Regions from separate parts of the Homo sapiens genome. Here regions 2 and 3 are each linked to region 1. The links are chromatin contacts, found by Hi-C or POLR2A ChIA-PET in ENCODE. All regions are on one chromosome and are shown on one strand. The core of a region is the stretch at or near the end of the contact, and the rest is flanking DNA. Distances in the headings are between cores, read along the strand shown.

Region 1 (2,700 bases), core at 57-2,556:
AGGACCTGGGAGGCCATGGTAAAGATCAGAATTCTATTCCTTTTCCCCCCTCCTCTTTTTATTTTATAAAATCTGTTATTTTAGAAAGTTGCAAGACTGGTACGATGTACACCATTATACCCTTCAACTAGATTCACCAATTACTAATATTTTGCCACATTTGCTTTCTCTATTTTTTTGCCATATCTTTTGAAGGTAAGCCGCAAACACTGTGACACTTTGCTGCTAATTACTTTAGCAAGCGCCTTCCAAAAACAAAGGCATTCTTCCACTTAATCACAAATTAATTCTCACATGCAATCAATTTAAAACTGATTCAATATCATCTAATATGTAGTTCATATTTAAATTTCCCCAGTTGTCCACAAATGTCTTTCGAAGTTTTTTTTTTTTTTTAAAAACTATGAACCAGCCAAGATTCACAAATTTCATTTGGTTTCTTTTGACTCTCGACTAAAGTAATTTTCCACTTCGTTTTTTTCTTTTTCCTGTCATGACACTGACATTTTTGAAGAGCCTAGGCCTGTTGTCTTGTAGAATATTCTACATTGTTTTTTTCTGATTGTTTCCTCATGATTAATGTCAAACATTTCTAGCACAAATACTATCGGGTGATATTAGCGATGCTAAGTATCTTCACTTGGTTAAGGTATGTCTAATAAATCTCTTCAGTGTAAAATTCTATTTTCCCTTTATAATAAGAAATGATCTGTAGGGTGATTCTTTGAGATACTAACATCCTCTTCCCTACAACCTTTCAGTTAATTGTTTGTTTTAGCATCTTGCATTCATTAGTTTTAGCATTCATAAGCTTACCTATATCAATTTTTAGACTGGCAGTTGCACAATGGGGATGCAGCGAGGGAAGTGACCCTCCGGATCCCGGGATGCCGAGCCTTTTTCTGCCCCGTAGGGACAGGACTGGGAAGTGGCTAGCCCGCCATTCCTCGGCCCGTCCTTAGGGGAGTCGCAGGACTAAGTGCAGTGGCAGTGGCCTCACCTCGGGCCTTCGCCACATCTTTATTGCCTCAAGGACAGAATTGGAGATCGGTGTCCCAGTCAACAGCGTGGTACTTATGACAGCCGCGAGAAAGCGCACTACTAAAGCCCGGCTAGCAGAGCTGGGAGGCAAACCAGACCGTCAGCACCAGGGCGGCCCACGCCTGCTTCCGCCCATTGGCTGCCCGCGTTTCAAGACCCGCCCCCATATTGGAGAGCTTCTTCCGGTAGCCACTGGAAAGCCCGCAGCGCGAGCCGGCTACGCTCCCTGGCGGAGCTCTGGACGCCCCACCTACTCCCAGCGTTCAGTGCGGTGCCCTGGCCGCCATTGTTTGAATTTGAAAACGGTAACATCGCAGTGCTGCTCGCGGGTCTGGCTAGTCAGGCGAAGTTTGCAGGTGAGGAGGTGACCCGCGGGAATGTGTGGGGAAGGAGGTGGGTGACTGCGCATGTATGGGGCCTAAGGTGGGGAAACGGCTTTGGCAATGTGGACATGTTCCGACAGGGCTCATACCCCAGTGGAGGTTACTGTCAGGAACTGGGTTGCGGAGCGATGCGAACACGGGGTACGCAGCGAGGAATGAGTCATACTAATTCGGTTACGGTTTAAATCTCGCCTCCACTGCTAATTAGCTGAGTGACGCAAGACAATTCATTTAATCTCTCTCTGTACCTTAGTTTTCTTATCAGTTAAAAGGCTGCAATGAAGTGTCTATTTCTTTCGGCTTTTGTGAAGATTAAATGGTAATGTGTAAAGTTATTAGTGCTGGCACACAGTAGGTACTAAATGTTTGCAGTTATTAATATTATTATTGTTGTTGCTTCTGTTGTTGTTGAGGAACAGGCCTGTTTTGCCACACCTAGTTTTCTGAAGCTCTGAGGTGAGCAGTTTGCTCGGCTGGTAGGTAACACGGCCTTTTTGCGGGGGGAGCCCTGTGGTAGCCTCTGTGCACTTATTTCCAGACTACTCCTACTGGTCCTTGGGGCTTGCCCTTCTAGGGTTTTGCAGTGCCAGGCTGAAGAGTTTGTGGCACAGTGACTGCTGTCATTCCCCAGTTTAGAAGGCTTTCTCCATCTCGATTCGCTCGCTGGTTCAGTGATGCATGTCTGGCACAGTTCTCTTATATTTCTTGCTAAACTACTAGTTTACAGAAGTTCACGCCTTATGGGTTAGGTAGTGTAACAGTGTATTTATCTTACATGTCCAAGACTCCAGATTTTAAATTGTAAAAATAACATAAAATACTCATCGATTAGTTGTGAAGACTTTTTTTGAGGCTTTGTGTTGTAGACCACATTCAGAAACCTCATTCAGCAACAGATTCTGCTATTTTTCACCAAAGTCTCCAATTGTGGATTCTTATTGGAGAGAGGGTAAATATGCAGTTTTCCAGTCAGAGCAGCCTTTTGAAATGAAAAATGAGGTCTTGGAGCCTGCTGTCACGAAAGATAATATTACAGACTAGGACCGACTTTTTTTTTTTTTTTTGGAATAGTATTTTCTTTATAACCATTATTTTAAGTCATTAGGTAGTCTTTATCCCTGCATAAGTCGCTGAATTTGTTATAGGGGATACAGAGTGGTATAAGGCAAGGTTCTTGCCATCAAGAAGTTTCCAGTTTAGTTGGGAAGGCCACGTATAAGTAGAAGTCATCTAAAATCGCAAGAAGTTACAGTAAGTCTGAACACTTTTAGAAATG
Region 2 (2,700 bases), core at 190-2,689, 1.3 Mb before region 1:
ATTCTCAAAATAATTGTATAAGTTCATGTTTGTTGAGTGCTTACTATGTGCAAAGCTGTTTAAGTTCAGAGACTTTCTCAAGGTCAAACACTGGTAAATGAATTAACCATTATTTAGATGGTTAACAATGATATAGATAGTACTGTAGTTATAATTCCCATTTTACACATGAAAAAACTTAGGCTCAGAGAGGCTAAGTAATTCCTCAAAGCCACACAACCTAGGCTTTGCAGCCAGGAAGATGAGATTAAATCATGCTTAATTCCCTTACCAGTGTATGACCTTGGGAAAGGCTGTGAACTTCAATTTCTCTACACTATAAATTGAAAATTATAGTACTGACTATATCATAGGGTTGATTTCAATATTAGATTAATTACTATATAGAAAGCACTTAGAACAACTATAGCTCTAGTGTGGAGTAGTCAGAAATGGCCTGGAAGTTCATTTTTAGTAAAGAGATTAATAAAATAGTTTATTATGTACCAGGAGTTGATGGAGAACAGTTCCCAATTCAGCTGTCAATTTGAGCTTTTCGCTTATGAAATCTATGCTATTGAGTTGACGTTTGTTAAGGAAAAGAACCTAATGTCTGATAAACAGGCAAAAATTAACTATTACATTTAAATGTGACTATTGCAGATGTACTAAGTAGTTGAGAAAGCCAGTTGGGGTCATACTCACTTAGGCTTACACCTAGCTTTGCCTCCTTGTTAGCTGTGTGACCTTGGTCAAATCACTTAACCTTTCTGAGCTGAGGTACCCTCCTCTATAAAATGTGGATTTTAAGTAGGCTATTATAGAGGATGATGTGAGGATTTTAAAAGACCATGCATCAAAAGTACCTAAGATGAAGCCTGATTTAAGAATGAGCTCAGCAAATGCTAGCTCATTTCCTTGGATTAGCCTTTCTACACTGACCCAAGGCTTGCAAGGCAAAGCAAAACTAAATAAAAGCAAAATGAAGTTAAAAAGCCCAAACAAATAAAAACCAATTTGTTAATTGGGTGTTGGTGGATAAAAAGACTCTGAAAGTACATCCAGTCAAATTTGAATTTCAGGTAAACTATGAAATTATTTGTAGTATAAGTATATAAGTATGTAGTGTAAGTATCCCAAGCATTGCATGGGATATACTTACACTCACTAAATTCTTCACTGTTTATTCAAAATTCCAATTTAACTGGATGTCAGGTATTTCTATTTATTAAACCCGGCAGCCTAGACATGGTAGAATTTAGTAAGCCCAGACATGACAGACTCCTGAATAGCCAAGGCACAGAATTCAAAAGAGTCAAATGTGTTTCCAACTTGCTAACTGCAAAAGCATCAAGGAAAAGGTTGACCCCACCCTCTCTGTCTCTGCCAAGCAAAGAGCCCAGATGGGAAACCCCAGGTGAGTGATTTAGCCTCCTGTGCATACTCTATGGGATCCTGGTGCAGAGGTTGCTGGGAAAACCGTGGCAGCCTGCCCTAGGTTTTCCTTCGGGTGGGGCCCTGTGGTTATGGTGTGGTGACTCTTTGTCACGGTGCCCCTGCCACGCCCTGCTTAGTCCACCTGGTGGTTGGGGGTAGGGGAGAAGAGAAGTTACAGGCAGAAAAAAAGGACTTATCAATGTAACATATTTCTTAGGTGGTTTGTGCATTGCTGTTTGGGCTTGCAAAACTTTAATTATTACTTTGATGCAGAGTGGCTGCAGATTGTCACTGCCAGGCCTGATTTAATAGCCTGCTTGCACAAAGTCCGACAGAGATTGCTTTTGTTGCACTTTCTAACAGCTCGTGATGGTGGCTTTTTTACGTTAAGGAGGAAACTCTGTGGTTAAACTGTAGCCTAGGTATTTTTAGAGCCGTTACCATGTTAACCGAAATTTCGTACATTTCACCTGCAGGATATGCAGTCGTGCTTAGGGCCTTCCTTAAACTCTAACAAAAAATATAATTTAACAGTTGTTAATACTGTGCTTAGGACCAACTCCATGTTATCAGAAAAGCTACTGACCAAATACTGGACTGCTAAGAATCCTTTTTTTGGATGGGTGGTACTGTGCCATTAGAGAGTATTTTTTTTTCCTTGATATAAAACGAGTTGAAGGAACATAACCAAAAGGCTAAAATTGGTTAGTTCTAAAGGTCAGAGCCTGAAGGCAGTGACCCATTTGTTAATCATTAAGCTTTTCTAAGCCGTCTCTGACAGAATTCTGGCTTTCTGCCACTTCTCTGGTCATTTTAAACTGCAAATTCTTGTACTGTTTCAGTTTTTAAGTAGGTTTCAAAGGTTATGAGAAAGGCATAACTTGTTAGCTATTTTTCCTTATCAAACGTCTTTAGGGTTTTGGAAGGCAGAGCTGTTCTGTGTTAAGAGAATCCTCACAGCATACCCAGCCATACAGCATTTAAAGATGGACTCTTGGGTCCTCTGAAAAGGGTGGATTTCTAGCTATCATTCCCATGTTACTTAGTTTCCATAGATAAGCAGGATGTGAGGGCTGAGGACACCCACTTAGCCATTAGGTATTAGTTCCCAAATCACTGCTATCTCAGGGTAGTTGTCTCCAATAATCCCAGCACTGAAAGTTCAAAAAACAGGAGCAAAATAACCACAATGTATTTATCATCTTCTGTCATCAGTTATAAAGTGGAAGTACTTTAAAATATTTTGAATGCATTTTTGTAAAGCCCAGTGAGGTTCCAGTGCTA
Region 3 (2,700 bases), core at 161-2,660, 1.7 Mb after region 1:
GGGTTTGAAAACATGCAACCTTATCTCATGATGCACCATAACTAGTATTTAGTTATACTAATAACTCCAAATTATGTAAACAATAGATACCCCGAAATCATATTTGGGTTTGTTTCAGAGATATTTTTGGTTCTTATATTTGGACTTAGGTACTCTTGATCTAAAAATTCACTCAACCTCCAATAAAATAATGAAGGCACAGATAAAAAATCTGATAGAGCTGAATATCGAAATTCCTTGCTTTTAACAGGCGATACAGCGCATTCTTACTCTCTTTTCTCCTAGATCAGCAGGTGTCCCCGCCGCTCCAGTAGACTGAGAAAAAGGAAAAGGAGGGGGCGACAAGAAAGGAAAGGAAATTGTCTAGGTGTCCTGGTGGTGGAGGTGGGGGGTATTTTAATTTCATAATTAAAAGCTCTCTTCTTCGGCTTTCAAGTTTTTACTCCTATTTGTAATGATTTGATTGAGGACTGTGCAGCAGAGTTTGGGTATGTACATCTCTAACATAAACGGAAAGGAACAAGGAAGGGACGGATAGGAGACAGCAAAGGGTTGCGGGGAGAGAGCAAAACGTAGGCGCGTGGGGACGGGAAGGGAGAGGCGGATTTGGCAGTCAAAGAGGGACGAGAGGAACAGGAATGGAAAGTGTGGACTGGCCGTCCAATCCTATGGGGGAAGGGGAAAGGGGGGGCCCACCACGTCGCACTCCTCCCCACCTCCAGGCTTTTCCTGTGTAGGCTGAAGCCATCCAGGCGTGTACAAAAGAGTCGGTTGCTGAGCCAGGAAGGCTGTCTCCCCGGGCTGCGCAAGCTCCGGGCCGCCTCTCCTGGGCTCAGGAGGGCGGGCAAGGATAAGAAGGCAGAAGCCCCAAGGCGGACAGCTTTGTGGGCGCCTGGAAGAAGGCGAAAGGCCACCAGCCCAGACCCCGAGGGCGCTTGCCCGCGGGACTCGGCGCCGCAGGCCAGGGCCGTCCGTGAAGGGTAGTCTGTGCCTACGTCCTGCCCTACTGGTACCACTCGGACACTCTATCCCCGTCCGACCCTTTGCAGGGCTCGACTTGTCTCCCCGACTGCCCGTCCTTAGTCCAGGTTCTCCTGCGCGGCCCGGGTGCGGGGTCTCCTCGTCATCTCGGGCGACACTCTGCAAACAATATGGCGGTCGGGCGTCGACCGTGGCGCCTTCTCTCCGGGCCCTCGGGGTTGACGAGGGGGACTACCGCCGGCGCTCCCGACCCGCGACGCGCGAGCCCCGGGCGGGCGGGGGAGGCGAGAGCAAGAAACCTGTGGGACCTGTGGGGAGCCGCGTCCGCGGGGCTGGCGCGCGCGGGGGCGGCCTCGGGCTCGCGCGCAAAGGCGCGGGCGCGGGCGGGGGCGGAGTGGCGGCGGCAGCGGCGGCTAGAAGCGGCAGCCCAGAGCCCTCTCGCGGCCGCGGCGGCAGCAGCAGCGCCAGCCCCAGCAACACTGAGGCCGCCGCCGCCGCCTGGCGCTCCCGCCGCCCGGCCCGACATGAGTGAGGCGGTTCGGGTACCCTCGCCCGCCACTCCGCTGGTGGTGGCGGCGCCCGCGCCTGAGGAGAGGAAAGGGAAGGAGTCAGAGCGCGAGAAGCTGCCGCCCATCGTATCGGCGGGCGCCGGCGCGACCGCGGTAGGTGGTGGGCCGGGGCCGTCTGGCGCCCCGGACGGCGGGAGTTGGGAGGGACGGCGGCCGGGCGAGGGCCGTCAGGAGGCCTGCGTTTACCCTGGGCACGCCCTGGCACTCCAGGGAGACGCACTCAGGCCGCCCTTCCTTGGGCAGAAATAAAAGAGTTGTGCCTCGTGGACAGCCCCGAACACTTCGCGAGGTACACCTACCACCCTCGGGAAATGTTGGGGGTGGTCGGTTCCGCTGGATGTTTGGGTTATTTTCTGGGGCTTGGGCCCCCACTTTCTCTAAGAGAATGACCTGCATCTTGAGTCGGCATGATCTGTTGGATGAGCATAGGTGTCAGCAGGCGGGAGTGGGTTTTCCACGGAGGTGCCTGCCTGCCTGCCTGCCTTGGAGGCGCGCAGATTTTTGTCCTTTTCTTCGCTTTTCTTTCCCTTCCCCCTTCAGATTAAACAGGCTCTGCGGCGAGTTTCCACTTAATTGTGACCTTTCCGTTGCTGTCAGTGTAGTGGGAGGTAGATGCATCAGTGATGGTTTTATTTTTCATATGGTACAGACATGTGACTCAGGTGGGGGGAGGCTTTTTGAACCTTTTATTTAAACCCAAGTTATCTAAGCTTGACAGGGATGATTTCCCAGCTGTATCTTCGTAAGGGTTATTTGGAGAGCGCTGTCAGGCTTCAAACTACATATTGCCAGATGATGTCATGGGACAGCCCCCTCCCCCTCTTTCCCTATTTTTACTGGTGGTTGTGACTGGTTAATTTGAAGCACAATTTAAAAAAAAACCTCGGATTTTGCAATTTTTTATTTTGACATAATATTTAAGTACTTTTTGAAAGTTTGCTTTGATATATTTAAAGATCATGACTTGTCATGCAGCTGTGTGTGACAAAATAGTAAAAGTTTAGTGAACATTATACATTTTCTTTATTCCTACTTGCGGTTCATTTCTTAAAACCTCCCTCTTAAATGACTAAGAACTTACTAAAATAGCTCACTCTTCGTTAAGTACTGTATTGGTGTTAGGAATAATTTTCGGATTCGGTAGGTTTTT

The links. A loop is a pair of places that touch in the nucleus more often than their neighbours do. ChIA-PET counts read pairs that join two places held with the same protein, here RNA polymerase II (POLR2A). Pooled maps may share reads with other maps.
Region 2: a loop to region 1 is called in a map of naive thymus-derived CD4-positive, alpha-beta T cell, with 4 times the contacts of the local background. The contact joins the enhancer-like site here to the promoter of KIF20B in region 1. A Hi-C loop is called at or near these places in 1 of 168 maps with a recorded cell type or tissue (naive thymus-derived CD4-positive, alpha-beta T cell) and 3 of 50 pooled maps. POLR2A ChIA-PET finds 5 or more read pairs at or near these places in 1 of 52 experiments (activated T-cell).
Region 3: a loop to region 1 is called in a map of B cell, with 7 times the contacts of the local background. The contact joins the promoter of HECTD2 here to the promoter of KIF20B in region 1. A Hi-C loop is called at or near these places in 3 of 168 maps with a recorded cell type or tissue (B cell, CD8-positive, alpha-beta T cell and naive thymus-derived CD4-positive, alpha-beta T cell) and 7 of 50 pooled maps.

The regions. Positions count from the first base shown.
Region 1 is chr10:89,700,284-89,702,983 of GRCh38, forward strand. It overlaps KIF20B (kinesin family member 20B), which reads left to right and starts at 1,307. Exons shown (of 33, transcript NM_001284259.2): 1 at 1,307-1,397. RefSeq lists a silencer at 829-908 and enhancers at 953-1,468, 1,469-1,985.
Region 2 is chr10:88,384,237-88,386,936 of GRCh38, forward strand. The region is part of intron 4 of RNLS (renalase, FAD dependent amine oxidase); the gene reads right to left. Among named protein-coding and RNA genes, the nearest start is that of RNLS, 200 kb to the right of the region's middle. Within about 2 kb of position 1,440, at least 26 of the 41 ENCODE cell types and tissues checked have a DNase peak (open chromatin) inside an H3K27ac peak, as active enhancers do.
Region 3 is chr10:91,408,934-91,411,633 of GRCh38, forward strand. HECTD2 (HECT domain E3 ubiquitin protein ligase 2) reads left to right here and starts at 1,411. Exons shown (of 21, transcript NM_182765.6): 1 at 1,411-1,643. The coding sequence starts at 1,506. All of the region lies in intron 3 of HECTD2-AS1 (HECTD2 antisense RNA 1), which reads right to left. RefSeq lists an enhancer at 818-1,027 and a silencer at 1,178-1,767.